Regions from separate parts of the Homo sapiens genome. Here regions 2, 3 and 4 are each linked to region 1. Evidence: chromatin loops called from intact Hi-C (ENCODE). Cell type or tissue: heart left ventricle. All regions are shown on one strand.

Region 1 (8,000 bases):
CAATGTCAATTTAGGCAATCCAGTGGTCATACTCTGTGCACAGCCTCCTTCCCATATCATGTTTTGGAAACACCCTTTTGGTGCATTCGAAACTCTGAATGAGGAGCACCTCACACCCCTGCTGCTGCAGAGCCAGACATAAATGATAAAGGCAACTGAGCCTCTAGCATTCTGTCTGTTCCTCTACAAAATAGTCCTAATTTATTTTTCTGGGTTGATTTCATGGGAGAAGTCTAATGGTTCATTTACCTCTTGTATAAGGTCTGCTTCTGGAAAACCAGTTTCTCCAGCCAAGCGAGAAGCTGTAGTACAATATGTCCCAAGTGGTAACTTCTGACAAAATTTTTCACCAGTTCAAGAAAAATGATTATGAAGAAGAAGCAACTACATAATTTAAAAGGTTGTACTTTTTCTGATATTTTTAAAAATTAAAACATTATTTGCATTATAAGGTACATTATTAGAAACCAGTAGTTATTTGCAATGCTTCTATATGGCAAAATTAAATGTGTTTCATCTTCTGGCACCATTTCTAGAGGGCTAAGTGTGTGGGGGTATGAATCACTTATGATTATAAAATAGCCAAATACTTCATTGTTCTCAAATCAAACAAACTCATTTTGTTCAAAGGAATATTGGTTTGGAGAACATTCAATTGCCTAGTAAATGCACAATTTTTTTTGTTCTTGTCTATTTACATTTGGAGATGATGTGGTCCTCTTTAGAGAGGTGGAGAGAGATGGTACTATTTTGTGTCTAGCTTGACAACCCATATACTTATTAGAGACTCTTAATAAGTCTCTAATAAGACTCTAAATAAGTCTCTAATAAGTATATGGCTTATTTTCAATGAGTATAATATGATATAATATGAATTGAGAATAATAAGTATAAGTCATTGAGAGTCTCTAATAAGTATATGGCCTATACCTATTATTCTCATTAATACATAAAAATAAAAGGAAATATCAGAAACAGCCTCATGTTCTTAGCCAACTTTGCCTGAAATGGTAAGTGAAATGTAAGTTACTATAATAAACATTTGTGCATATATTTTTCTATTCTTACCCAGTGAAATAAGATATATTTCCATTTATCAAATGAGGAAACAAAGTTTTGAAAGTTTCAAGGTTACAGGTAGTAAACAGCAAAGCAGAATTTGAGATCAGAGGTGTTTAACTGCACAGCCCAAGTTCTTTCCACTATTAAATAGTTTTAAGAGGCATTTTAACTCTTCTGAAATTTGTTTATAAGAAATACATCAAGAATTATTATTTTAATTTTGGAGACTAGTCAAAAGACAATACTTGTTCTTATTTGACTTGTCAGGACTGATTTGCATTTCAGTAATGAGGTGTTAAGTCCATACCAAATTATACTACCTGGTGACACTTGATCCAAAGATGAATGGCTAAGCCAAAGAGTACCTAAGTAAGGGAAGCTGTCTTCTTCAGGATGCCAAGCATATAAAATAGAAAATCCCATCAAAATCAGAACGTTTTAAATTTTTTTGATTTTTAGAAGAATGAGTTACATTGTGGATTTATTATTATAAAGTAACTGAAAGACTTCTGAATTTGCTAACTCTACATTTATTTTTAACATTGCTTTTTGAAATAAATGCTATAATTAAGAGGGAACTGGTTTATTTCTTAACATGATAGATAAAAGAAGACAAGATATGGGTCTCATAAAATTGTGGTTCCAATTACAAGGTAAGTTGCAACAAGTTCAATGAAACAACTTGGCCAATATCTATGAGGAATTCATGTTTACTGTCTCAATCCCTCATCCTCTTAAAAAAAAAAAAAAGCACGTGTTAATACTACTGTGATAAATTAGAATTAGGGACTAAAACAGTCCATGCATTTTTCCAGAGGCATCAAATTATCCTGCAGAGTAATTACATAATTTTAATTTCATAGGTTTTTACTTCTTAGCTTTGAAAGAATTGTTTAAAATTTTGATGTTGTTTAACTTTGCCAAGAATATTTCTTAGTGGTAAAAAGTAGTCAAACATTTTAATTTAAAAAGTTTATTTGTATTAAACATTATTTCGATAATAAGATGACAAAGGACTTTTGTCCTTCAACATTGTAGCTTCTCTCTGCTCATTAAGTGTCTGCCAAGGATAATCCACCAAGGATAATCCTGAAGACAGTGTTAGTCTTTGATACAGATAAGCATTAACATTTGCCATCCCCAACTGCATTGCATTTATTTTCTTTATTATAATAATTCAAGCTTCATGCTTAGATCACTAGAGGACATAAAACAAATTAAAAAATCAACTATACTGCATTTACAATGAATGAGGTGGTGCATTTCTCCTGCTTTCTTTCTTTTTTTCTTCATCTGTTACTGCATATAATCATCATATAATTTTAACACTGCATGAAGCTGCTACTATGACCCAGGTACCTCACACGATTAATAGGATTTCTAAGACTGTGATTTTTCTGCAGATGGAGATGTCAAGGCTCTCAACAGCTTGCCAGCATCATAAAGTAAGGAAGAGTTAGATAATAGTTAAAAACATGAAATGAGTTCATTTGTTTTATTTAAAGTCAAGTGAATTTCATTTCCCTTTAAGAAATGTATTTTCTTAGAGATAGCTGATTAAAACTTTTATAATATATTTAAATATTCATCTGTAAATTTTAAAATATTGAAAATACCTTGCATGAGACCACTGCTCATTGGAACTTACTTAGTTCCCTTAGTTAAATATGGTTTTAAAAACAAATTATTTTTATAATTTTAGCTACTTCCTTAGTATATGAGTCAGTAAACCTAGCTATAATAAAGGAATGATGTACACTTTGAGCTCCTAGAAAAAAGATAACATGTAGAAAACTTTCTCATCTGAAAACAAAAAATAAACAAAACAATATCAATGGCAACAACAAAACTGTCATAAAGATCCCAAGTCAGTGAACTTGCTGCTTCCTAAGACTACATTTTGTTGTTGTTGTTGTTGTTTCACTTTGAACAATTGACTTATGCCTTTTTACATAACAGAGAATTGGAAAACTGGCCCAGTGCTTTCATCAGGGTCAAGGTTTATGAGCTATTTTTTCATGGAAGCAAAGGCAAACTATATTTACGAAAAAATAAAACTTCACTAAAGTGACTGGCCAACTCTTCTTTCCTTAAAAATATCAACCCTTCATTTTTGATAATACATGTAGCGAGAGTAATAATAAATTCTTTTAACTTTTTCTCAGAGGCAAAGTGAAATTTAATTCGCATTACATTTTTTGGGAACTTCGCCATTTTAGTAACTTCAGAAAAGATTATCCTGTGTATATCCATCAAATGGTGATTTCTTTGTTCAGATTTTTTTCAACCCTGTTATTTTCCTGCCCAAGGCAATAATGCAGGTCATCTCTAGATGCTTATAAAATTTCTGAAGAGTAATCCAATCTCCCCTGTGGCAAATACACAATTCAAAAAGTAATAGTCACCACCACTAGAACATAAGATCCACAAGAACTAGGGCCATATTTGTCTTCCTCATCCTTTCTCCCCATGCCTAGAGCAGAGCTCATCCATGATGGGTTCCCGATATAGCTTCTGAATGACTGAACAAATAGATCCATTGGAATTATCCTGCGGCCTTTTGAAAGTCTTCATATAACATTTGTATTTGGGTTTTAAATAGCTATACAATATATGTGTTGAAGAAGCTATTTCAAGTGTTTTTCAGTCGTTACTACTGAATATACTTTATATTTTTTCTGGGTTCCTATAGGCAGTTTATTCCAATTGTAGAAGTTGCATTTTTCTTCTGCAAACTACTGCTAGAAAGCATGTTCTGAGTAAATATAGGACTTCTGAAAGAAGTGCCTGATCATAGTATGGAATTTCTTCCAGAAGGAAGTACACATGGCGGAATCATGATATAAAGATTTTTTTTTCTTTTCATCTCCAGTAAGAAAATACACCCCTTCAAAAGGAGGAATGTGAATGAGCTGCCATGTAAACTGAGTTCATTCCCCTTTGGCCCATCCACTGAGCTTCAATCTTTCTGGAGATTTATCTTCTAAGTGTAATGCTCTTGGAATTTCCAGACCAAATTTTTCTGAAAAGATGATAAATCAAACTGTCTTTAGGGTGTTAGGCTAAAGATATATGTAACACAATTATATTGAATATTTACACCATACCTTAGTGATAAATATTTCCTTTGAAACTTTCTAAAGAATATAAGCAGCTGGATTACAAAATGTCAAAAGTAAAGACAAAACTAAGACTCAGAGATTAAGGGAGTATTTTGATACTTGAAAGATAAGATTTTGTCATAAAATTTGATGTGTTTTGCTTTTGATAACTGATTATTTTACAATTTAGTAATGTTGAAACTCTGTTGTCTGGGCTAAGTGAATAGTAGAGAGACTGACCTGATTTTCTTAATATCTAATATTTTATAAAAGCATATTATAGAATTAAGATTAAACCATTACTCTGAAATTTTAGAACATAAGACTTTTTTAATTCAAAATTTTATTTTGTAGAAGAAGGGATATAAAGCTCAGAAATATTTTTAAAAATGATTTGTCCAAGATTGCAAAGTAATGGAGGAAAAAAGGAAGAGGGACAGAGAGGGAGAGAGAGAGAGAAAGAGAGAACAACAACGCTACTTTTCTTTCTATCCTGTTCTGCTTCCTTTACTCCTCATTAGGTGGCACTGTCTCTCAAATTTAGAGAGATTAAAACTGAAAATGCTAAACTCTCAGAGTTGCCATTCCCAAGAATAAAACAAGTAAGGTAGGTAAAGAGAAACTGCATCCCACTCACCCAAATCAGAACACTGGACCACTCGAAGATGGCATTGACAGCGGAAGGGGCACACTGGGCCTAGGGAGGGCTCGAAGTCGCGGTCATCAGGAACTTCTGGGCCTATCCCAGAAGCCTCATCTTCTAGCATAAAGTCAAATAAGCCTCTCTGTTGAAACGGTCCAGCCCAGGAAACTTGTGCAAGCAGAAGGAGGATGATAGTGGCCTTCATGATTTATCTCATGTATTTTCACAACCAGGGAACCTAGGAAACAAATGAGAGATTTAAGAAGAGTAGCACTGCCTAATCTGTGTGTCGTTTCTTATATAATATGCCACAATACAGTGAGCACAGAGAAAAGATGCAAAATAATATTTCATTTGTTATCAGGAAGCAGAGCATTAAAAATGTATTGAAAGACAATCAGGTACATTATAGTATCATTTGCACAGCTATTTACTTAGGATGAGAAATCTGAGTATTATTTAAATCTGCTTGTTTGAATTTTGGGTCTAAACTAAGATGATATACTATATATCCAAATCATTTGCAAAATTGTCATGGTAATAAATCATGTTGGGCTTTTCAATGCTCACTTAACACATGGTCAGATAAAATTATCTCTATCCACATAGGAGATCTCCAATTTCTGCTTCAGAAATATCTCTGGAAGCCAGTCACATCTCTCCATCCTACCACAATTATTTTGATCCAGGCCCTTCTCATCTCTCCCTAAACTACTACAAGAGCTTCTAATTCATCTCTGCCTTGCATATTTCCTCTATTTCAGTCCATCTTCCATTTTGCTGCCTGAGTCATCGTCTAAAAATTCAATTTTGTCTTATTAATTTCTACTATAAACCATTTATTAACTTCCTATGGCTTATCAATACTGTCCACAGTCCCTGTGCTGTATGTCAGACCACTCATAAATTGGTATGAATTAATAGCTCTAGCCACATTCCTTTTCATTGTCACTCCATTCCCAGTCCTCACCTGAACCCTGACAATCAAAGCTACTTGCCATGTAGAATACCGACCTTGCAAGAGAGTTGTAAAGATTAAATGAGATAGTGGGCTTCTCTTCTGTGTCCCCTGGCTCATCCAGGCAAGATGCTGCTTTCTCCCTCTTCTCTGCTCCCAAAGCACGTTGCTCTTACCTCTTTTAAAGAACTTATCACATTATATTGCAATTTGTTTTGCGTGCTTGGTCTGTCCCTCACTAGACGATGTACTCCTTCAGGGCGTGTCTTATTATTCCTTGTTCTGTACCCGGGCCTTGCACAATATTTTGCACACAAATGACTCAATTGACCATCACTTTATTGACAAGACGATTTATTCCATTTGTTCCAAGCAATCAGTCTGATTTTTTAAAACACAAAATTAGCTTTTTTTCAGTATCGAATTTCTGATATAAAAAAAGCAGATTGAAAACCTCAACTTGGTATAAGCAAGATCGGCTTTAAAAAATAAATCAATTTCCTAGTTTCTCAAACATTATGTTTAATAAGCTAATAAACACATATGGAAAATTCTGATTTTTATGTGATGTATATATGATCTCATTTTGCTAACAGGGCATTTTGTAAAAAAACAAGTATTGTTTTGATAAATGTATTCCATATTTATCCATTCATTCCACAAGCACGAATCTATGTTGTTAAATCAACTGAAGTGCACTAAATAAATCTGAGTGACAAAATCGTAATAAATCTGAATAACAAAAGTACTTGATTATATAGCAGCAAAGTCATTTGGGAGATGAAATATTTTTTAAATTGCATTGAAACCATTCTGATATCTCCAAAACATAGTAGATATTTAGTCCCATCATAGCAGATATTTAGTCCCATCATCTCTACCTTGAATTGTACACTTAGACGAATCCATATTAAAGCTGTACGTTCGTAAGTAGAATCTTACAGCTGTTTTGAGTCATTATCCAATTGTAGCATATTAAAAAAAAGAAGAAAGAAAGAAGGAAGGAAGAAAGAAAGAAAGAAGGAAGAAAGAAAAGGAAAGAAAGAAAGAGAAAAAGAAAGAAAGGAAGAAAGTGAAAGAAAGAGAGAGAGAGAGAGAAAGAAAGAAGAGAAGAGAAAAGAAAGATCTTTGTATGATCTAACCTTAAGGTATCTTCTGGGAATTTTTGCCTAGATTCTCTAGAGAAGAAACAAATGTTTTTCAGTTTCTTACATGTTTGTTCTTAGTTTATATTTACTACTGATATGTGTCTAAGGCAGCACATGTTGAATACAGGCTTGTGGCTTTTCATTTAACAAAATATCATAAAGATTATTATTCACACTGCCACTTTAAGTTCAACATTAAGCTTCTTCTAGCAGCCCACTCTCATTCAGTTACTGAGTATCCCTTTAAGAGAAGACTTTTGTTTTGGCAGCCTGTTCCTTTGGATTGTATCTGAGGGAGTGGTTTTGTATCTGTTTCCCATTAAAAATGCAATGTTTATGGTTTACCACAAGCTTGCTAGCCTTGCATATTTAATGTCTTACAAGTTTAAAAGAAAAATGAAGCAAAGTCATTGCAGATTTAATAAATAGCAACGACAGTTAATGCAGATGTCACTTTGAAATCTTTTCTCCAGAGCAGAACATGCCTGGTTGTTTCACTAACAACCCACAAAAAGAAAATGTTGAGTATTAGCTGAGAGAAATAGTATTATAATTTATGTTTGTTTACTCCTGTTAAAATGGTACAAATTCTCCAAACAATATTCTTTTTGATTGAAGCTGAATATAGACAGGCAGCTTATAACTTCAATCACCGACCTTTATTTCATTTTCATTTGCTCGTGTGTGTGTGTGTGTGAGAGAGAGAGAATGTATGTGTGTGTGTTCATGTGTGTGTGACAGAGAGAGAGTGTATGTGTGTGTGTGCATTTAACCCTGACTGTACTGTGAAAAAATAATTGCATGTCCAGAAACTTTGTGCAAAATCTTCCATAAAATCATCTGTTTTAAATTAGTGTCATGGTACTTCAAGACCCAGCATCTTAAAACATTTAATGTGGGCTGTCAATACTGATAATTCCTTTCGTCATTTCCTTCTTTCCTTAATTAATCAGAAATATAAAGAGCAAAGAGCAGCTGTCCAAGTAGTAACCAAAGAGATTGTTATTGAGATGATATGCTGTTTAAATTATACTGAAACTGTTTTAAGTAGTCTAAAAATGCATGACAATGTCCAAGATGCTAATTAC
Region 2 (8,000 bases), 66 kb after region 1:
GAAAAAAAGCATTAGTCTCTCCAGTGTGATTTTTTTGGTACATCCCACTCTAGGGAAGTCCAGAAACACAAAGTGAGATCAGAATTTTTTACTAATTTCTTGCCCTTCTGTTTCTCTCCAACCTGGCAATGAGCTGTGGAAAACATATTTGTGCAAGGCCAATGTGAACTTTTTCTGAACCTCTCAAGACATCCACTCTTACTCACAGAAAAACAGTACTTTATGGTTCTTTTTTAACATCAACTATTGAAGCCACGAATGAATGGTACAATGACTTCTCCCAGTCCCTGCCCAATCAAAATTCATTTTCTTTTCTTTACTTATCACACTTTAAATAATATTATGCCAATATCTAGATTTATAGGATGCTTAACAGAAGACATGAAATCAGTTTTGTTGTCAGAATGAAATGGCTGATACTCCTAAAAATGTCTCTTTTCTGTCTCCCAAGCTATTTATGCCAAAACTACATTGAAATAGAATGATGCTTAATTGACTGAATACAATGAATTCTTTTTTAAAAGGTCAATGTCTTTTATCGTGTTTTATCTTTCTTAAACTCCAAAGTTTTTTGATCATTTGAGAGTGGCAATGCAAAAGAGTTAGAGATTGTTTATTTTATTTTATGAATGGAAAAAAACTGAAATGAAGACAAGAGGCAGTATTTGTTTGCACTATGTTTACTAGAGTCCCAGGAGTTTTTCAAAGATTTAATGTTTTTTTTCTAATACAGTGCTCCCCAAAGACCAGTTTGGTTAATAAAAATGATAATCTGCACAATAGCTAATGCAAAATAATTTACTCACATATAAACTAAAAAGAAGGATCCTTCTAGGAAGAAAGTAATACACTGAAGGCAAACCAACAGTATCTCTGAAATTAAGGAAAGGGCAAAGAAAGCAAAGAGGAATTATTCTCCCATCCATCTCTCCACAAATCCTCTGCTGCAGTGCTTGAAGGGATGCTGCATAGTTTTCAGGGATTATCTCTTGACGTTACGGATTTTCAACTAAGGGTATTATTATGCTCTGGAAAAGAGAGGCTTAGACATAGGAACTGTTATTTTTTCCACTCAATTATTTCACAGAAACCTTGGATTTTTAAATTTTATTTTTAGAAGTCATGGGCTGATAGCATTACAGTCAGCATAGTTATTTGTTTGGAATATTTTCAGAAATATCTTGAGATTTATATTATTCTTTGATTTTTTTTCTAAACAAAATGAGTTTAGAGCTTAACATTATAGCACGTAAAACATAAGCTACATGATTTGGGCACCACTGATCCAGACCATATGTTCTACTCAGCTTAAATGTGATATGGGCTGCTGTTTCCATTGTGCTGTGCCTTGAGAAACATCAGGTTTCCATTCCAATTTCCTTATATATTTTCCAGTGCTTACAAGTACAAAGAATAATTGCTTTGGAATTTTTTCTGAAGCTCTCCCGTTTGCTTTCCTATCTTCAAGATATCTCTAAATTCATCCCTTCCTGATACAGGAGCATATATCTTGTTTTATAGTGCATCAGAGAAGATTCCTTTACTTCCTAGAACATTACAAGGTTGAATATTTCTTTATGCAGTTCAATACAGCGTGGAATATCATAATGCAGGGATTAGTAAACTTTTTCTGTAAAAAAATATTTTAGGCTTTGTTACCTCATATAGTCTCTGGTGGGACTAGTCAACTATTTGAATGTCATGCAAGTTTCACATGTCATCAAACATTATTTTTTAATTTTTTATACCTCTAAGTGGTTAAATATATTACAATCATTCTTAGCTCATGGGTCATACAACAAAAGCCTAAGACTATATATTTTCTTGAGTCGTAGTTTGCCAACCTCTGATCTGGTGCATTGGTTAGAAACCGAAAGACTGAAATTAGCCATTCTTGATTAGAACGAAAATTCCACCATTTATTGTACAGCCTTAGGCAAAAAGCAAAAAAAAAAAAAAAACAAACAAAAAAAAAACTCTTGAGCCTTAATGTATCCTTTTTTAAAGGCACGACAATGCCTATTTAATAATGTTAAGAGTTAAATAAATTTAAGTTCTTAACATGTACTCATTGAAGTCACTTTATTGTTGTGCTAAAATGTTTTCAGGTAGAGAAGTAAATCTGTGTCACCTTGTTTCTTTCTCTGTGTAAACAGACAATAGCCAATTCCTACCTTTGGTTAACAACTTTCAACAAAACTTGAAGCTTCTTCCTGTCATTCTCTTTTCTGCCTCAAACCATGCTGATTCTTCTAGCTTTCACTTAAAGAGATGTTTTTCTCCAACTCTTTAATAATAATCTGAGATTCTTTCAAACCCTCTGAAATGTTTCATATTCCTCTGAAATTATGGTGCCAAGAACAGACTGAGTTTTATGACAAAGTCTGCAGCCATGTATTCAAAGTTTTTGCATAACCACATGAAACATTCCCAGAGTAAGCATCTCTGATTAATATTTTCTGAAAATATGAGTATCATACCTAACAATTTCTCTTTTCCGGGGGTAAGGTGCTTTGCATATTATTAAATATTCATCTCGCTATTTATGATTGTAGTGGTATTTACTGTTTTATTTAATTCAAAGTCCTGTTGATGTTTTACAGGCTATACTGTTTGATTTCGTATTTCTTCAATGACTTACCTCAGCCATAATCTTAAGAACTGCCCTTTAGATGGGGTGGCAAGATGGCCAAATAGGAACAGCTCAGGTCTGCAGCTACCAGCGAGATCAACGCAGAAGGTGGGTGATTTCTGCATTTCCAATTGAGGTACTCAGCTTATCTCACTGGGACTGGTTAGACAGTGGGTGCAGCCCATGGAGGGTATGCCGAAGCAGGGTGGGGCATCACCTCACCCAGGAAGTGCAAGGGGTTGTGGAACTCCCTCCGCTAGCCAAGGGAAGCCGTGAGGGACCATGCCCTGAGGAATGGTGCATTCCAGCCCAGATACTATGCTTTTGTTCTCAACCTGCAGCAGGAGATTCCCTCAGGTGCCTACACCACCCGGGCCCTGGGTTTCAAGTACAAAACTAGGCGGCCATTTGGGCAGACACCGAGCTAGCTGCAGGAGTTTTTTTTTCATACCCCAGTGGTGCCTGGAACTACAGCGAGACAGAACCCTTCACTCCTCTGGAAAGGGGGCTGAAGCCAGGGAGCCAAGTGTTCTAGCTCAGCGTATCACACCCCCATGGAGCCCAGCAAACTAAAATCCACTGGCTTGAAATTCTTGCTCCCAGGAGAGCAGTCTGAAGTCAACCTGGGATGCCAAGCTTGGTGACGGGAGGGGTGTGAGCCATTACTGAGGCTGGAGTAGACGGTTTTCCCCTCACAATGTAAACAAACCGGCTGCGAAGTTCAAATTGGGTGGAGCCCACCTCTGCAAAGCGGCTGTAGCCAGACTGCCTCTCTAGATTCCTCCTCTCTGGGCAGGGTATCTCTGAAAGAAAGGCAGCAGCCCCAGTCAGGGACTTAGAGATAAAACTCCCATCTCCCTGGGACAGAGCACCTGGGGGAAGGGGCAACTGTGGGCGCAGCTTCAGCAGACTTAAATGTTCCTGTCTTCAGCCTCTGAAGAGAGCAGCAGATCTCCTAGCACAGTGCTCGAGCTCTGCTAAGGGACAGACTGCCTCCTCAAGTGGGTCCCTGACCCCTGTGCCTCCTGACTGGGAGACACCTCCAAGCAGAGGTCGACAGACACCTCATACAGGAGAGTTCCGGCTGGCATCTGGTGGGTGCCCCTCTGGGATGAAGCTTTCAGGGGAAGGAAGAGGCAGCAATCTTTGCTCTTCTGCAGCCTCTGCTGGTGATACTTGGACAAACAGGGTCTGAAGTGGACCTTCAGTAAACTCCAGCAGACCTGCACCAGAGGGGCGGCCTGACTGTTAGGAGGAAAACTAACAAACAAAAAGGAATATCGTCAACATCAACAAAAAGGATGTCCACACAAAAACCCCATCCGAAGATCACCAACATCAAAGACCAAAGGTAGATAAATCCACCAAGATGATGAAAAACCAGTGCAAAAAGGCTGAAAATTCCAAAAACCAGAACGCTTCTTCTCCAAAGGATCACAGCTCATCTCCAGTAAGAGAACCAAACTGGACAGAGAAAGAGTTTGATGAATTGACAGAAGTAGGCTTCAGAAGGTGGGTAATAACAAACTCCTCTGAGCTAAAGGAGCATGTTCTAACCCAATGCAAGGAAGCTAAGAGCCTTGAAAAAAGGTTAGAGGAATTACTAACTAGAATATTCAGTTTAAAGAAAAACATAATGACTTGATGGAGCTGAAAAGCACAGCACAAGAACTTCAGGAGGCATACACAAGTGTCAATAGCCGAATCAATCACGGGGAAAAAAGGATATCACAGATTGAAGATCAACTTAATGAAATAAAGCAAGAAGAAAAGATTAGAGGAAAAATAATAAAAAGGGACAAACAAAGCCTTCAAGAAATATGGGACAATGTGGAAAGACCAAACCTATGTTTGATTGGTGTACCTGAAAGTGATGGGGTGAATGGAATCAAACTGGAAAACACTCTCTTCAGGATATTATCCAGGAGATCTTCCCCAACCTAGCAAGACAGGCCAACGTTCACATTTGGGAAATACAGAGAACACCACTAAGATACTACCAGAGAAGAGCAACCCCAAGACACATAATCATCAGATGCACTAAGGTTGAAGTGAAGGAAAAAATGTTAAGGGCAGCCAGAGAGAAAGGTCGGGTTATCCAAAAAGGGAAGGCCATCAGACTAACAGCGGATCTCTCAGCAGAAACTCTACAAGCCAGAAGAGAGAGGGGGCCAATGTTCAATATTATTAAAAAAAAAATTTAATCCAGAATTTTATAACCAGCCAAACTAAGCTTCATAAGCAAAGGAGAAATACAAATTTTTACAGAAAAGCAAATGCTGAGAGGTTTTGTCACCACCAGACCTGCCTTACAAGAGCTCCTGAAGGAAGCACTAAATATGGAAAGGAAAAACCAGCACCAGCCACTGCAAAAACATACCAAATTGTAAAGAACATTGACACTATGAAGAAACTGCAACAACCAACAGGCAAAATAACCAGCTAGCATCACGACAGGACCAAATTCACAAATAATGATATTAACCTTAAATGTAAATGGGCTAAATGCCCAAATTAAAAGACACAGACTGGCAAATTGGATGAAGAGTCAAGACTCATTGGTGTGCTGTATTCAGGAGACCCATATCACATGCAAAGGCACACATAGGTTCAAAATAAAGGGATGGAGGAATATTTACCAAGCAAATGGAAAGCAAAAAAGTGCAGGGGTTGCAAAAAAAGAAATCAAAGACCTAAATAAATGATGAGAGCTACTATGTTAATGAACTGTGATTCAAGATATGAACAATCTTCTAATTGATCTATATGTTTAATGCAATTTCCAGCAAGATTTGTATAGACATAATCAAGCTTATTCTAAAGTTTATATGGAAACACACAGATTCAAGAATAGTTAAAACAATCTTGACAAAAAATACAATGGAAGGAATTACTCTACCTTGGAACCAACCCAAATGCCCATCAGTGTTAGACTGGATAAAGAAAATGTGGCACATATACACCATGGAATACTGTGCAGCCATAAAAAGGATGAGTTCATGTCCTTTGCAGGGGCATGGATGAAGCTGGAAACTATCATTCTCAGCAAACTAACACAGGAACAGAAAACCAAACACCGCATATTCTCACTCATAAGTAGGAGCTGAACAATGAGAACACATGGACAAAGGGAGGGGAACATTACACACCGGGCCCTGTTGGGGTTTGGAGGGTAGGGGAGAGACAACATTAGGATAAATACCTAATGTAGATGATGGGTTGATGGGTGTAGCAAACCACCATGGCACACGTATACCTATATAACAAATCTGCATGTTCTACACATGTATCTCAGAACTTAAAGTATAATTTTAAAAACATTTTGCAAATAAAAAACAACTGCCATTTTACTTGTTTCTTTTGATTTTTAATTATAAACATTTATAATTTATAAATTATCACTTGTAAGGATACCTCTGATTGTACTTTTATAACAATATCTACCTTCCTCTACCTGTCCCCCCATTCATAACACCTGGGCATCTACTAATCTGTTCTTTGTCTCTACCATTTTGTCAATTCAAGAATGTTATATCAATGAAATCATATATTTCAGCATTGGCTTTTTTTACAGAGCACAATTTCCTTGAGATTTATCTGAGTTGCTTTGTATCAATAATATAGTTTGTGTCTTTATTGCTGAGTAATGTTTCATGGTACGGTTGTATCAAGCTTGTTTATTCAACAGTTGAAGAACATTTGGATTGCTTCCAGTTTTTTTGCTATTATTAACAAAACTACTGTGAACATTCATATACATATTATTGTGAGCATTACTCTTCATTTCTCTAGAATATACACCCAAGGATTCAATTGCTGGGTCACGAAGTAACTATATATATTTAGTTTTATAAGCAAATGCTAAACTGCTCCCCAGAATGGCTGTACCATCTCACATTCCCAGCAACAATGTATGAGTGAGCTAATTTGTATGTCTCCTGACCAGCATTTGGTGTTGTAACTATTTTTCATTTTATTCATTCTGATAGTCCTGTAGTAATGTCTCATTGTGATTTTAATTTGAATGTCCTTAATACATAATAATTTTGAATATCTTTTCTTTTGCTTATTTGCTATCTGCATATCCTCATTGGTTGAAATATATTTGGCTATTGCCCATTTTCTAATTGAATTGTTTTCTTTTTAATGTTGAGTTTTGAAAGTTCATTATATATTCTAGATACTAGTCCTTTGTCAGATAGGTTTGCAAATGTTTTCTCCAAGTCTGTGGTTTGTCTTTTCATACTCATAAAGGTCACTGTCAAAGGAAAAGTTTTTCATTTTGATGAGGTTCAATTTATCAATCATTTTGTTTTACATTTAAGTCTGTGATCCATCTTGAGTTCACTTTTAGAATAACATGTAATTTAAATCAAAGTTCATATTTTGCCTATGATATACAGTTGCTCCAGCACTGTTTGTTGAGAAGGCTATCCTTCATCTAGCAAGTTGTTTTTGAACTTTATTGCAATCATGTCGGTATTCCTTTGGGTCTATTATTGGATTTTCTACTCTTTACTATCGATATTTGCTTGTATCCCTATGCCATAATATACCCTCTCATTTATTATAGCTAAATAGTAAGACTTAATATCAGGTAGAATAATTCCTTCTATTGTATTCTTTGTCAAGATTGTTTTAGCTATTCTTGAGTCTGTGTGTTACCATATAAACTTTAGAATAAGCTTGATTATGCCTATGTAAATCTTGTTGGAAATTGCATTAAACATATAGATCAATTAGAAGATTGTTCATATCTTGAATCACAGTTCATTAACAGAGTAACTCTCATCATTTATTTAGGTATTTTATTTATTTCAAACAATATATTGGGATATTCAGTGTAGAGATCCTGTATGCATTTTCTTAAGTTTATACATGAGTTTCATTTTATTTGGAGTGATTAAAAACGGTATTGTGTTTTTAATTTGTTTTCACATGCTATTTTTTAACATATAAGAATGAGTTTCTTTGTGTTGGTTTTGTATCTTTCAAACTACTGAACTAACTTAACAGTTCTACTTTTTAATTTTTATAGAGATATCTTGGAATTTTCTTCTAAGACAATCGTGTCATCTGCAGATAGGGACAATTTTATTTCTTACATTCCAATCTGTATAACTTTCATTTCTTTTTCTTCCCTCACTGGAGTGACCAGAACTTGTAGTACTATGTTAAATATAGGAGGTAAGAGTAGACATCTTTAATATGTTCCTAATCTTAGGGGCAAAGCTTTCAGTATTTCACTATTACATATACTGTTAGCTATAAACTTTTTTTTTTTTTTACATTTTGCTATCATGTTCAAGCAAATATTCTGTAATTATAACTTTCTGAGAGTTTTTGTAATTAATGGGTGTTGGAGTTT
Region 3 (8,000 bases), 180 kb after region 1:
AAATTGCAGAAGCAAATAACATATAAGAAGTTAACAAGTGAAAGCCTCTAAAATTTGTATGTGTATAGTTTTAAAAACATATTTATCAGTAAGTCTTAGAGTAAAGAAGGAAATCAAAATAGGAAATTACAAACATTTATAAATACTATAACAAGCATATAATATTTAAATGCTCAAAGAGTAAAGCAATAGTAATCAAGACAGGATGGTATCGGTGAAAGAATAGACAAATATATCAATGGATAAGAAGTGGGAGCCCAGAAATAGACTCATATAAATATAGATAACTGGTCTTTGACAGATAATATAGCTTAGATATTTGTCTCTTCCCAAACCTCATGTTGAAATGCAATCCCCAATGCTGGAGTTGGGGCCTGGTGAGAGGTCAATGGATCTTGGCGGGAGATTTCTCCTGAATGATTTAACACCAACCTCTTGGTGCTGTCCTCAAAATAATGAGTGAGTTCTTGTGAAATCTGGCTGTTTAAAAGTGAGTGGCACCTCCCTCTCTCTCACTTGCTCCTGCTTTTAGCATGTTACGTGCCTGCTACCCCTTCGCCTTCTGCCATGATTGTAAGCTTCCTGAGGCCCTCCTTAGAAGCTAAGCAGATGCCAGCAGCATGCTTCCTATAAAACCTGCAGAATCATGAGCCAGTTAAACCTCTTTTCTTTATAAATTACCCAGTCGCAGGTATTCCTTTGTAGTAATGCAAAAACAGCCCAATACAACAAAGGAGCAAAAGCAATATCATGGAGCAAGGATTGTTCTTTCAGCAAACGGTGATGGAACAAACGTCATGTACTGCAAAAGTTAATGTCAAAAGAATGAGAAAATAAGCCACAGAATAGGGCAAATATTTGCAAAAGACACTTCTGAGAAAGGACCGTTACCCAAAATACATGACGAACTCTTAAAAATCAACAATAAGAAACTAACAACTAATTTAAACATGGCTAAAGACCTTAACAGATACCTCATCAAAGAAGATGTATAAATACCAAATAAATACCAAATACCAAATAAAAGATGTCCAACACCTTATTTGTCTTAGTCTCTTTAACCTATTATAACAAAATGCCATAAATTTGGTAGCTTATAAGCAATATAAATTTATCACAGTTCTGTTTTTTTTTTGTTCAGATAAAATATTATAGGTTTATTTATTTAAAACTTAATTCTCACATTGGGTATGCAAAATACAAACTCCATAAAATGTTCATTTTACTTTGTACTTTACAAATATACAAAATACGCTGGGTGTGGTGGCTCACCCCTGTAATCCCAGCACTTTGGGAGGCTGGGGTAGGTGGATAGCTTGAGGTCAGGAGTTCAAGACCAGCCTGGCCAACATGGTGAAGCCCTGTCTCTAGTAAAATACAAAAATTAGCTGGACATGGTGGTGGGTGCCTGTAATCCCAGCTATTTGGGAGGCTGAGGCAGGAGAATCACTTCAACCTGGGAGTCAGAGGTTGCAGTGAGCCGAGATCATGCCACTACACTCCAGTCTGGGCAACAGAGCAAGACTCCATCTCAAAAACAAAACAAAACAAAAAACAAAAAACAAAACAAAAATATACAAAATAGAAATTTATTTAAATTTATATCATATATTTATTAAAGCAAGGAAGTATACACACACAAAAAATCTGTTCTTGGGAATAAACCATTGTACAAATTATTGCACATCTAAAACCACAGTGCATAGAGATTGTATAAAAATGTCAAAGATGTATGCCAGATGTATTTACCTGACTTAGGTCACAATGTAGATCAGAAGACAAAGATTGGGGTGCCAAGTTCTGATGATCAGGTTCTGATGAGGGCCCTTTTTCAGGTTGAAGCCTGGGGACTTCTCACTGTGTTCTCAGATGGTGGAAGGAACAAGAGAGCTCCTTGAGCCTATAAGGACACAAATTCCATTGATGTGCATTACCCTTGTCATCTCCCACAAAAGCAGGGATTTGGGGTCTGTTCTATTTAGTGATTTTTACTTGAGCATTGTGTGGAATATAGTAGATGCTTTCTAACTCTGTTGTATGTCAAAAATGAATCATTATCATTTTATGGATGACAACATTAAGGCATAGAGAGGTTAAGCACATTTCCCAAGACTGCTCATGAAATAAGTGGCAGGAGTGGGATTAGAAGCTAGTCAGTCTGTCTCCAGAGTTAAGGATTTCAACTTCTATGCCACATTGTCTCCACAGGGCTAGAGTTACCGTACTGGTAATATAGCCAGATTTATGTAGTGAGAACCAAACTGTGGGAAAAAAATCAATAAATATGATACTTCAAGCAATTATATAAATAACAGCTAAAACAAAAGAGAACTGAAATGAGAATGTGGCACCCTAGAACAGCTGACATGGGACAAAAATACCTTGGAACCCACACTCCGAGTCAAGAAAAAAATCAGCATTTATTTCAGAGCCTTGGTATATTATAAAATTATTTTATGTTTCAGTTAATCATACAGCAAATATATTCTAATGATGGCCAAAATTAATTATGCTCCTTGGTAGAAGTGATATAAACTTTTAAAAATAACTATTCTTTTCTGTTTGTTTTTACTTATTTTAAGTTTAGGGGTACATGTACAGGTTTGTTACATAGATAAACTTGTGTCATGAGGGTTTGTTGTACAGATTATTTCATTACCCAGGTATTACGCCTATTACCCATTTGTTATTTTTCATGATTCTCTCTCTTCTCCCACACTCCACTCTCTGAAAGGTCCCAGTGTGTGCTATTTCTAGCTGTGCACCCATGTGTTCTCATAACTTAGCTACCACTTATAAATGAGAACATGCAATATTTGGTTTTCTGTTCTTGTGTTAGTTTGCTAAAGATAATGGTCTCCGGCTCCATTAACATCCCTGCAAAAGACATGATCTCATTCTTCTTTATGGCTGCATAGTATTCTATGGTATATATGTGCCACATTTTCTTTATCCAGTCTATCATTGATGGGCATTTAGGTTGATTCCATGTCTCAACTACGTTTTAACAGAGACACAAACCAAGCCTTGATGAGGGATTCTTGTTATATCATTCTGAGAACGTGTCTCTTTGCCTTCTTTCTAGCCTCTGTATGGGTTGGAGGAGTCTTGCCTGTGAAATGTTTCCAAGAGTACAAGCCCAGTAGCAGCACTGGTTGCAAAAGAGGTAATAAAATGTTCAGGATTAGGGATCCCCAAGTGGGCCAGCTGAAGACCATACTGCCATGAGAGAATTGGTAGACAATGGATATTGTAAAACAAATCAGAAATCCTACTTTTTTCTTTTTCTGAACAAGTGGAAGTGAATTTCAGGGACCAAGGCAAGGAAGAAGCATTGTGCTCTGAAAGTGTCCTTGACTGCACTTCTGGTTATTGTCAGGAATATTATGTGTTATGTTTGCTGGCGTATGCCTTTCCTCTATCCTCAGTGTTCTTGCTTTTCCATTATTGTAAAACCAGGACTCAGTAATCTTAGTAATGGCAGTAATCTTAGTAAATGGTAGTAATCGTAGCAAATTGCCTTAACCTCTTTGAGCCTACTTTTCATTATCTGTAAAATAGGGCTACTAGCCCTTAATATGTAATGTTTTCATAAATATTTAATGAGTTGAAATTTAGAGTGCTATGCATATGCCGTGGCAATTAGCAATCAATAAATAACAAATAATAGTAGCCACTATTAATGCTATTTATCTGAGACCTAACACATGAGCTTGTCACACAATATGTGTTCATTAAACATATGTTACACATATGAGTCTGATTGTGAACTTTTACAGAAGACTGACTACCTCTTCCCTAGACCCCATCATATTGAGGTACTCCTAGTTGGTGCTTAGTGCATTTGTTCATGCTAAATATTTACAGGGATTCAACAGAGAACAAATCTGGTGTTGAAAGTATCGAAATTTAGAGTCTGATGAAGACGCAGTCTCCAATTTTTCTACCTGGTAAAGTTGCCCTGGTGTGGATATTATACTTTGTCTTCCGTCATGTAAATGAGCTTTCTTAGTCTGTTCACTAGCACTGGCCTCAAGTTGATGTCCCTCTTGCTTGATCTTAGGGATGGCTGGCATCTTGAAACATTTTCTCCATGCCAGTAGTCATATTTGAAAAAGGAGGTGGTGAGTTCTCAAATATGACAGAATGTCTATGTTTTAAAATTTGCTGAATATGGGAAATTGCCTTGGGCACGGCTTTCATTAGATGCTGGGGTTACAGACCTGGGTGCTGAGTTAAGCTGCATCGCCATCTCGTGGTCAGTTGATGTGGTGGCCAGAGACAGAGCGTTTAATGAGTATGTGAGTGAGCAGATTTCATATGCTAGAGTTGAAGGGAACTTGGGGGTCACCTTGTAGACCTCTCTTACTTGTACACAAGAAAAATGAATAGAAGAAAAGAAATGACCCAATCTTTTTGTTACAGAGGTTAATCACAGAATTGCCATCCCATTTAGTTGCTATTTCTCTCAACAGTGTGCAATATAGGATGTGTGTCTTTAGCTGAATACTTGAGTTTTCATGTAGTTGCATGACTTACTATGAACATGAACGCTCTTACTTTTAAAATGGGGCTGATATTATTGTTGTAAGTATCAGTTGAATGATGGAGTATGCAAAAGGACTTTATAAATAATTAATTATTGAAAGAAATCTAAATATTATGTTTTAAAATTTTTTTGGTGTGGAAACAGATGCCGTCTCATTCAAAGTTGCATCTGCAGTTGAAAGCCACTCACTTATTTATTCATAAGTTAACTTCCATGAGTATGTATTGGGCAGTTGCTATGTCATCACCACAGGAAGAAAGGACACAAAGAGTAAGAAAACACAGACTTAACTCTTAAATAAATTACAGTCTAATGATGAAGAAAACATTAATACAATGTGCAATGTGTTGTGATAACAGATATTAGAGTAGATCCCAGAGACTGGTGCCAACTTCAGTGCTTGCACATAAAAAGAGAGTGTTCAATTCTGTGAGTTGGGGTGGAGCAGGGTTGCAAAGACAGAATAAGCTTTATATAGGCAAAAATAAACTTGAGTTAAGTCTCAGGTAAATACCAGTAGTATGCCAGGGAAATAGGTGAGGGCAGTTGGGAAAAGGAAATTATGTATATGAAATGCTAAAACCCTGAAAAACAAAACTTTAAAAAGAACAATATTATCTTATAGTTATGAAAATATTTTAGTTCTGGACATATGTCTTAAGGAACTCATGGATCTCATTCCAAACAAATGACAAAATAATTTGGCTTGGGGCCAGTATTTCATAACATATAATAAAATTTGATATTTTTTGAAATTATGAAAACTAAGATAATTTTAAATTGTGGAATACGTTATACCATAAAGAGTCAATAGAAAATGATGAGAATCAAATGCTTTATGAAAGCTCATCTAGACTAATGGTTTTATCAATTTCTATATTACACACTCATCTTTTAGTTCCATGTATTAACAGCTGTTGGAGTTTTTTTCTATTTCCCTTTCATCATACCAGGTATTTGAAAGAAAACCTTAATGGCCTAAAAGTCATACTTTCTCATTTCAAATTCCTTCTAGTTTTCTTCACTATCCTCTGGCATTCAGAGAATTGCTTTGTAGACATATTGATTGACGGCCATCTATCCACACATCAGGCATTCTAAATGGCTCCCTTCTGGACTATCTCAGAAGAAGAAATATTCATTAGCCCTTCAAAACACAACACTGAGGACAACTCTGTCAAAGAAGATATTTCTACGCACAGCGAAAGTCAAAAATTACATTATTCCTGGGTATGTTTTCCTCTACCTCTGCACATCAAGGAGAACAGAAAAACTTAAGTTTTTAGACAGATAACAAGGTCACAAAATAATTTGAAAAGAAAGCAAGCATAGAGAATTTCCAAAATGCATACAAGGCTGACTGTGTTTTAAGAACTTGGTTTTTGCCTCTCTCATTTTTTACTTGCCCACACAAATACCGCACTTTTCAAAGAGGTACTGTGTCCTGACTTTATGCCTGCTTAGGTTACCCATGCCTTTAAGTGCCTTCCCTACCGCTGACTCTCATCCTTACCTTTTCAGTGACAACCATCATTCAAGATTAAGCCCAGAAATTGCAGCCTCTGGGAAAGAGCTGACTTTCTAGGCTGGAATATATGCATGTTCTATATGCTCCCTTGGCACCTTGTGCTATTTTACTGTGGCAGATTGATTGATTGCAGGCATTATTCCTGTTTTTCCTGCCTCTCTGTTTCATGTGTTTTGCAGTGGAACTTTGAACCTCATCCCATCAAGAGGCTATTTCCTCATTCCTTTGAATCTGAGTTTGCCTTGTGATTTGCTCTGGCCAATAGAATGCAGAAGAATATTTGTTTGCCAGTTTCAAGCTAGCACTCAAAAAGATTGCATCGCTTATAATCGAGGACTTATAAGATCCTAATAATTGCTAGGGGAGGGATAGCATTAGGAGAAATACCTAATGTAGATGACAAGTTGATGGGTGCAGCAAACCACCACGGCACGTGCATACCTATGTAACAAACCTGCACCTTCTGCATATGTACCCCAGAACTTAAAGTATAATAAAAAATTTAAAATAATAATTGGATACTAATTAATTGCCCAGTTTCTCCATGCAGTAGTCTTCAGGCATCTGCCATTATGGTGGCTCATAAGAAAGATAACAAAATACAGATGTATTAAGGCTTTTCTACACTAAAGGATTTCACTAACATAGACCAGAAAACTGCACCCTGAGGTCAAGCGGCCTTGCACAGTATCTTTGAGACTACTATCAAGGCTTATCTTGAGAAGTGGGTACTATCAAATATGTATGCCAGCTGAGGGCAAAAGTGAAAGCAAACAACTGATAACATACATACATATCTAGTGAGTTCTTTCAATCTCAAAAGGATGCTCAATTATTTCTTTGACTACTGTCAGTTTTCATTAATTAACAGAAAAGATTACTGAGAAATATATATTACTTTGTAGGGTTAGTTGGTTTAGTGGTGTAATTATTCTTGGCAGAACTCTGAAAGGACACAAGTAATAACACCTTCAGATGCCAGTTGTCTTGGCATTGAAGACTTGAAATTATCCCTTGGTGATTTCCAATCCTGCCAAACCTCTGTGAAAAAACACGCTAGGCATATAGTGTCCCAATAAGGAAAAATCACTGCGTCAGAAAAAGTGCCTATGATCACCAATGTGCTTGAACCTATTAATTATAGGGAACTAAACATTTTCTCTGGGTTTTGTGACTCCTATTGGAGGTTTCATTGACTTCTCAGTTATCATAGTAAAAACCCTGGGACATGTGGTTTAAAGAAGGAAAATGTTAAGTGCAATTGGAGTGCGTTCCTGCTTCTCCACCACCTCCCTGAAGCCCCGTCATATCCCTTGTTAGTTCTACCATGTCTTTCAGATGCCAATTTTTAGTCCACAGGAGGAACATGAGCATGCCAGAAGCTGTCACCATGTGGAATTGTTCTGAAAGTCACACATACTGTCCTCTTCACAGGTTAACATTCCTGGCCCAAGAATTTACCATTGCAGAAAAGTAATATGGATACTTTTTGAATTATGACATAATAGTTCATATATGTGCATACACCAATGCTTAATCAGATAACCAAATGGCAATGAAAGGCAGCCATAGCTGGCCCAGCCTATGGGCCTTCCTGAAAATACCGTATTCAAAATAGTGAAATTATTCTCAGGGAGGAGGTGAGAAAAATCAGGGATTCCAAAGGGATGGTACATATTTCTGAGAATGAAAAGTGGCTCTATACCGTTCTGTAAGCCAAAGCCTGAGGTGCCTCCAACTTGTACCCACAGAGATAGTCCCTCACCAGGTATGACTTTCACTGAATTAGATCACTTCCCATCCTTTCAGTATATAAGTCATGAGTTGTGTAATTTGAAACAAAGACTGGAAAAGAAAATTGTCTATCAAGGAAGAAATGCAATTCTTCCTTACGCAAAATAAATCCAGAGATAAAGCCCAGGG
Region 4 (8,000 bases), 99 kb after region 1:
CATGTGATGAAAGGCTGGTGAAGAAAATATGTGAAAATAGGAATAATCCTCTAAAATAATGTAGTCTGTACGCCACTGATGAGGGAGGTCTGAATTTGGTAAAACTAGTGGTCTCAGGTTGGTAAATGATACCCTCAGTTTTCAAAATAGGTATTTTATTTGTTAGCATTGGAAATGACTTAATCTAGTCTGCCTTCTGCCCTGTTGAAAAATCACATTTGCAAATACTATCTTTAGAAAAAGTGTATTTTGTCACCTGTGTTTTCAATGGTCCCATCCATTTTATCCTTGCCATGATTTTGTCATGTTTCAGTGTAGGGCCACCAATATATGACATGGGGGAATACTTCACTGACATTGCATAGTGAGATGGGAGGAGGAGAAAAGAAAAAAAGAGTAAAAATGAAAAAATCAAATGGAAGGAACATCCTATTCATAATACTTAATATTTAAAAGAAACAGAGAGTGTGTTATAAACATGAAGAAGAGTAACACCCGGACAGCATTTGGTGTCATTTCTTTCCATGCATAAAAATGGAAAGAAGTACTCCACGGAGTATTCAAAAATATTCTTCTCTAAACTGTCTTACGAGTAGCAAGAAAGGACATCAAATAGAATTTTGTTTTTTGTTTTAAACATCACAAATCCAATGTGTACTTATTGTGAATTATTAAAAGAATTCACAAAAATATGGAAAAGTGAAATTCCTTTCACTTTTGTGCCCTCATTACTGCTCTAGAGAGGTAATCTCTGTTCAAACTTTGTTGTGTCACACACGGTTATTCCAATTGCACTTTACGGGAACTTGGAGAGGAGGCATATGAGGTAGTGGAAAAGTACCAGGAAGGAAAGTTGCGTCTCAGGTCTGCCATTCTGTGGATTTTGGAAAATCTACTAACTTCCTTGGGACTCTGATTCCTGATGTGTAATATGAAGTGGCTCCCAGGAAAGATGGAGTAGAATTTACCACCATCTGAGCGATTGCTGGAAATCCGGAGGGATATTTTGACAACTTTGTTTGTCACTGTGACTATGAGAGCCTTCTGATGCCTGTTTCCCTCAGAATGGGAATGCTACACATCTCCAAAGCACAATGAAGAATTTTCCCACTTCAAGTGTCAGGAGTACCCCTACCACAAAGCAAAACAAACAAACAAACAAAAAACCTCGAACATTGCTATGGTCTCTTCCAGCTGACAAGATCTCACAAAGTAAAGTTGTTGGTGATATTGACCAATACTAACATTTACAAAGCAAATTTTCTTTTTAAAAGAAAATTGTAAATCCCACAATTATCTAGATTAAAATGATTTTTCTTTGTGCTCTAATTCAATAGAAAAGGTAGTTTTTAAGTCTATAAATCGCTTTATTATTTTGGTGATTTCTCAGCTTGCATTTTGCTATAATTTGCATTATTAAAATATTCTGCTGTGGAACCAGTTTTGACGATTTCCCTTTCTTTTTTTCTTTTCATATTATGTACATCTTATTAGTTTCTGAATTTTTCATAGAAGTTTGCCTCTTTTATCACACAATACTAAAGAAAACACTATAATAATACATATAAAGGTACACTGTAGCCTAGAAGCTTCAAAGCTGATACTGCATCCAAGTGATTTTTAAATGATTATTTAATACTTAATTTTTTCTAAATTGCTTCACATGTTCCAGGGAGGCCCAATAGTCCAATCCTTTTCTATTAATTTTATTTCAAAAAAGCCAGGTTTGTACATTGGCCTTATGATAGTCATGATAATAATCAAAATATATAAAACTGTTTTACATTTGTACAGTATAAATGGAAAGTTATAGCTTATTTCTTCACATGCTTTCACAAATATTATTTTTTATGATCCTCCCAACAAATCCGAGAGACTGCGTAGGCCAAATAGTATTATTTTCAATTTGCAGATGAAGAAGAAAAGAACACTGCAGAGTTAACTTGGCTTCCAGAGAATCTTCTTATACCAAACTCATTTTCTTCAGGGGTTTAAAAAACACTCATGTAAACTTTATTTTTTTTTTCTTCAAATACACTTAATCTGGCAAGGTTCTTTCACACAGCAATAAATAGCATTTGCTATCTTTGAGAGAATGCCAGCTGGTCTCCTTCCTAGTCCTGAGGTAAACAGAAGGCTGCCTGCTTGTCTTGAGTCTGCTCTTGCTAATTAGAGGATTTGTGTTCTGTTTCCCTTTAAAAGGCTTCTGGAAAATGGTAGTTCCCTTTTTTCTCAACCTTCCACGCAGTTCAGTGTTAGAATCTTCTCCTTGAGTGCCCTTCTTTCTTTCATGGGCATGACAGTGAGAAAATCCCCAAGAGCTACTGAGCAAAAGCAAAAGAATATTTGGATAAGAAATTAATCCATATATGGAATGAGAGCCATGAGAAGTTTTCATTTCTATTTCAAATCTAAACTAAAGCAAAGACCCAGCAAAATCTTTTTACTTTGGAGGCTTAATGTAAATATTTTTCTAACTGGTGTTTTTAGTTGGAAATCCTGAAGATCAAATAAAGATTTTTCTTTCTCACTCACTTCTGCTGAACCCCTACTATAACTTATTTGGCCAGGGCTAAAATATTAAAGCTTGAGTTTTCACAGCCCATCGTTTCCCCATTTCAGCTAAAGAAGGTTTGGTCTCACCAACAGATTTCTGGACAATTTTATGTAAATGGATGTCACAGCAGGTCAGGGGATAGAATAATGGCAATGGGAAAAAAAATTTGTAAGATCATCATAACCAAAGGTCAAAAGAGAGTTTGGAGTAGTTTAGAAAGGAAGAGGAGAGAGATTTGGGATAGTCACTTATTTGTGGGAGATAGGTAAAACTAAAACATATAAGGAAAAGTTATGTATTAGAAGTTTTTCTATGTGTTAAGAATATATTCTTTATTTTACCCTGTGGTAATTTCAAGAGAGGCTTCATTAAAGATGCAAATTACTTTTAATTCCTTGGGTAACAGGCTGTTGCTTGTTTGAAAGTGATATTGGCACTAAACGCTAAGAAAGCTAGGTTTTATGTGTATTACATTTGAAGATTGACATTTTCTTTGTGGAAGAGTCATCGGTGTATTTATCATATCCGTAAAAACATTAACTGCCTGATTTTCGAAGTTGGATTGTTCTTTTTTGCATGACTGCTATCAAGCAAGACTAAGAAGTAAAATATGTGACAATGAAAGACAAAGACAAACCAGAAAAATAGTTATTATTTTTCCTTTTTACCTTCTGAAACTTTTCTTGGTACTGGTAATCACATGTATTTAAAAATGGAAAACTTGGAAAATAAGAACTATTCATTTATTCGAGCTAATTCAACATTTGAATATTCATTCTGTTTCCAAAATGTAGATAATACAAAGGTAAGCTGAAGCATTCTCTGCCTTTAATAAAAGAAGTTGTATAAAAATTTATTCACACACATTGTATAAAATAAAATAAGGAAAATGCCTGTCACACACACAATAATATAAGTCTGCACAGGTAAGAGAGCTCAAATAAGAAGCCCTTCTGAATTCATGTTGTTACCTTAATTTTTATTCACTGAGTACTGAAAGAGTTTGGGAAAACAAGACAAATGCCCATTTCCCTTTTACTCCATGAGAGTCATCTTTAGGTAATTAGGGTTTTTCCAAAACATAAATTATTTATTTCTTCCTACAGTCACATATGCAGACCAGAAGTCTCAAGTATCCCAGAAATGAAGTAGCTTTCAGTCATCATCATTTCTACTAAGAAAACTTCCTGGAATTTAGGAAAACTGGGTAGAAACTCTCCAAAGTCCTCTCAGCGTCATTTTTTGTCCTGTCCAGATGGATATTCTTGATGAGCATTTTTTACATCATTCCCTCAGGCAGTTTGATAAATTGTTGCTTTTATGCCTGCTATGGCCCCGTTCTGAAAAATGAAGTTAAAATGATATTTATAATTATTCCCATAATTGGAGCAAGGCCAGAGCTCTGTGTATTTCACATTTAGACTAGTTACAAAAACTTGGCATTGATTGTGTCTCCACCTCTAAATCTGAACAAATAAGATAAGTGATTAGCAGGTATGGTTTTAAAATTAAATCTTAAAGGCCAAATCACAAAAACACTTTTTGAAGCTGACAAATCACTGAGTATTTTGTAACTGATTAACTGTCAGTCATCCACAAAATCCCCTACCTTTAACTTTGACTCTGCATTTATTTTATTGCTTTAGTTGAATTGAGTCTCACCTCTGAGAACACTGCTTCCTCTGCAGCCTTCTCAAGTGGTAACTGTTTCTCCCACATCCCTCAAAACCCTAGACCAGGCTTTTTTCTCTCCCCCATCGCTCCAGCCAGTTGTCCTCTCTGCTCTTCTAGAAGCTGCTCATTTCAGGCTATATTCCCTTTCTCCTCCATGAAAATACCTTCCTTTGAATGTCATTTTATCAAAATATAAACATACAGTCAGATGTAAGGATTTCTGATATTCAATAGCACAGTAGGGTGACAAGAGTTAGCAACAACATATTGTGTGTGTGTGTGGGTGTGTGGGTGTGTGTGTGTGTGTGTGTGTGTGTATAAATACACATTTTTTTTTTTTTTTGAGATGGAGTCTCGCTCTGTCGCCCAGGCTGGGGTGCAGTGGCGTGATCTCAGCTCGCTGCAAGCTCCTCCTCCCAGGTTCACGCCATTCTCCTGCCTCAGCCTCCTGAGTAGCTAGGACTACAGGCGCCTGCCACCACGTCCGGCTATTTTTTTGTATTTTTAGTAGAGACAGGGTTTCACCGTGTTAGCCAGAATGGTCTCGATCTCCTGACCTCATGATCCACCCGCCTCGGCCTCCCAAAGTGCTGGGATTACAGGCGTGAGCCACAGCGCCCGGCAACATATTGTATATTTCAACATAGTTGGAAGAAAGGATTTAAAGTGTTCCCAACACAAAGAAATGATAAACGCTTAAGGTGATGGATATCCTAAATACCCTGACTTGATCATTATACATTCTGTGCATGTATCAAAATATGACATATACCCTATAAATATGATTTCAATATCCACATCCATACCCTTTCCAATTTTCTGACCTCTTTCTTCCCTGACATGCACTCCTCCATTCACGTTGCCCTTCACACTATCTCAGACCCTTATTATCATCATACTCACACTAGCTTCCTTGCAATTTCCCAAACACATTAAGCACAACCTCATCTCTGGGTCTTTGTACTTGCTCTGTTCTGCCCTTAGAAATGCTCTTCCTCCTCATATCTGATGGCCACAGTCTTACCACTTCAATTCTCATCTAACTCATTCAAGCTTTCCTCACATTCTTTTTCAAACAGCAACTCTTCCACCCACTTCTCCTGCCCTACTTAGTTACATTGTTTTTATACCATTCAAGACTCTCTGACATATGATTTATTTGCATATTATTCATTTCTCCACCCATATTAGACTTGAACTGCAGAAAGGCAGAGATATTTGTCTGTTTTGTTCACTGCTGTATCCTTAGTAACTGAAATATACAACATATATATGCCACATAGTAGACATATAGTAGATATCTGATGAATAAATTATTTCCCCTTTTTTGAAAAGTGTGGTATGATATATTTTCATGGTTTAAATAATTCCATATTTAAAAATTGGTCTAAAGGTGTGATAATTATAGAAATAATTCCAACCTAGACATGTGAGTGACTAAGATATTTTTTACTCAGATTCAATTGAACATGGTTTTTGCCCTTCACCATGTAAATCCTGATCTCAGATTTTAAGTAAAGTGGTACTTCAATTGTGTCAGATATATAAAATTATTTCAGCATTTTTGCCAATTTATCGTTTATAAAATAGCTAAAATTCTGTCAGTTTTTTTGTTTGTTTCCACAAACAAGTATTGTCTTCTTAAAGAAAGTAAGACTGATTATTCTTTTCCATATCATGTATTGTCTTCTTAAAGAAAATAAGACTGATTATTTCAGAAGAAAACCAAGCATATACCCCATTGTTCCTAAGACTATATTTCTTGTTGAAGTCCGTAAAATAGGATTTTGCTTTGAAGCTGTCTTCTCAAATAAACAAAAGCATGGATTCCTACATGAAGATACTCACTATAATCAAACCATCACTGTCCATGTAATCCACTGCCCCACTACATCTACATATTCTCAAAAGAGCACACAAGTACCTTTTCTCTCTTTCGGAGCACTCAGGATATGTGCATCACTACAGGGCCTGTTAATCATTGCAAACTTTCAATAAATAACAAATCCTTGCTGTGACAACTGTTGGCCAAAATGTTTAAAAAGAAAACAGCAAAGTTAGCCAAAAAAAAAAAAAAAACTTTCATGTCAAATTTCTTAATTACTGCTTGTATACCTTGACTGTGAGTCAGATGTGGCTTAAAACTAATAAGAACTTGGTTAATACTCTAGAATCCCCTTCATAGCTCAATAATAAATTTTTGGCAAAAGCAAAACATATTTCCCTCAATCACTCTAAGTATTATATAAAGATAACCACTACACCAATAATAATATTTATTTTTAATTAGTTTACACTATGTACCAAAAACAATGTTATTTATATACTGCCATAATGCTAATCTTCATTGGAGTACTATGAAAAAACACTTTCAGAAGAATGTAAGATCTAAGCTGAGATACATGGTTTAGTAGAAAACAGTTCAATCACTTGTTTGAACTTTGGGAAGGGAGGAAAGATCCAGGCAAAAGGAATAGCATTTTAAAAGCCTAGTAGTCAGAGATAATATAACAAATAATACAGATTATTTCCTATGCAATTAATGCATACAGTTTTCCAGGGCTCGAGTGTAGGCTATAGTGCAAGAATGTGTTGGAGTGGATGTGGACCAATGGCCAGACGAGAACTACAAACTTAGTCAAAGGGTAAATCATGTGTACCTCTTAGTCAAGAGGCAAATCATGTGTAATCATGGTAAAGCATGTTCATGCATGTGTAAGCTACAGATAATTAAAGACTTTGGATTTTATCTAGGAAATCTGGTAATTGTTGACCTCTGTATTTGTTTTTATGTTTTCTTTTTCTACCCCGCCTTTTGTTTCTCTTCTTGTTCTCTCCTCTGCTTTTTGGCTCTTCCTTTTTTCCCCTTATGTCTTCTTCCCCTCACTCCTATATTTCATTTAAGCACAAGAAGTGTTATTAATAGATTCAAGAAATCATTATTGGACATCTACCTCATGTAAGCCACTCTGCTAGATACTGAGGAAGTTTATTCAGCAAGACAGACCTGATTCCATCCCTCATAAAACTTACAGTCTGGTGGACAAGACTGGCATATTCAGAGAACTGAAATAAACACAGTGTTACTTGGAGTTCAAAGTAGGGAAATGCCATGAGATGAGCCAGAGAAGAAAGAAGGAACAGGTCAGAGGGTGTGTTGCAAATTAGATAAGGAATTTTGGGTTTTATGCTAAGAGCAACGGGAGGACGTTAAAGTACTTTTCAAATTTCCTCTCCTCTTATTCATCCTCTTCATTATGGTTTCCATTCGTTTATGTCACTGAAATCATTTTTAATATGGTTTCAAAAACCTTAATAACACTCAAACTACTGGACATTTTCTACTCTTGACTATGCAGCATCATTAAATTGCCTCTTTCCAGAACACTCTATTCTGTTGACTTTCATGACACTAGATTCTCTTGCCACCTCTGTGGCCACATTTTCCTTGTCTTTTTTTGCCAATTTGGCTTGCACTTTTCTGCTTAGACTTTAAATGTTGCAACTAGTCATGGTTGAATCCTAGGCCCTCTCCTCTTCTCACTCTATACAATATTCCCATGCTATCTTATCCAGAATCATGCTTCTTTTACTTGTAGCTCCATTCCAGACAACTTTTCTGAATTTCAGTCTCAAATCTCACTGCATATGGTAGATCTCTATTATAATTTTACACAAACACTTCAAACTCAACATGCCTATCCGTAGAAAAGGAAGAGAAGAGGAGGATCAGGCTGGGGGTAGGTAGATATGTGTGATTGTGGGTGAA

What was found. Peaks named below come from ENCODE experiments on the same cell type or tissue, not always from the same donor. Only the 100,000 strongest peaks of a DNase experiment are listed, where the experiment ranks them.
Region 2: it touches region 1 in a loop (3-fold over the local background); 13 of 110 quality-filtered maps call a loop at or near these places.
Region 3: a loop joins it to region 1, with 2.8 times the contacts of the local background. A loop is called at or near these places in 26 of 110 quality-filtered maps.
Region 4: it touches region 1 in a loop (4-fold over the local background); 6 of 110 quality-filtered maps call a loop at or near these places.

What each region holds. Positions count from the first base shown.
Region 1 is chr12:91,173,542-91,181,541 of GRCh38, forward strand. It overlaps DCN (decorin), which reads right to left. Exons shown (of 8, transcript NM_001920.5): 2 at 4,801-5,044. The coding sequence starts at 5,011. Among named protein-coding and RNA genes, the nearest start is that of DCN, 5.3 kb to the right of the region's middle. In heart left ventricle, a CTCF peak has its summit at 4,672; no DNase peak of the experiment used is centred here; H3K4me3 peaks cover 8,000 bases; H3K27ac peaks cover 8,000 bases.
Region 2 is chr12:91,239,593-91,247,592 of GRCh38, forward strand. No RefSeq gene overlaps it. Among named protein-coding and RNA genes, the nearest start is that of DCN, 61 kb to the left of the region's middle. In heart left ventricle, a CTCF peak has its summit at 3,812; no DNase peak of the experiment used is centred here; H3K27ac peaks cover 3,365 bases.
Region 3 is chr12:91,351,336-91,359,335 of GRCh38, forward strand. The region is part of intron 2 of LINC02823 (long intergenic non-protein coding RNA 2823); the gene reads left to right. It overlaps LOC105369896 (a long non-coding RNA gene), which reads right to left. Exons shown (of 9, transcript XR_001749251.2): 8 at 1,750-1,900. Among named protein-coding and RNA genes, the nearest start is that of LINC02823, 28 kb to the left of the region's middle. In heart left ventricle, a CTCF peak has its summit at 4,254 (motif pointing left); a DNase peak (open chromatin) is centred at 4,236.
Region 4 is chr12:91,272,939-91,280,938 of GRCh38, forward strand. It overlaps LOC105369896 (a long non-coding RNA gene), which reads right to left. Exons shown (of 9, transcript XR_001749251.2): 9 at 3,287-3,897. Among named protein-coding and RNA genes, the nearest start is that of LINC02823, 50 kb to the right of the region's middle. RefSeq lists an enhancer at 1-57. In heart left ventricle, no CTCF peak of the experiment used is centred here; no DNase peak of the experiment used is centred here; H3K27ac peaks cover 4,373 bases.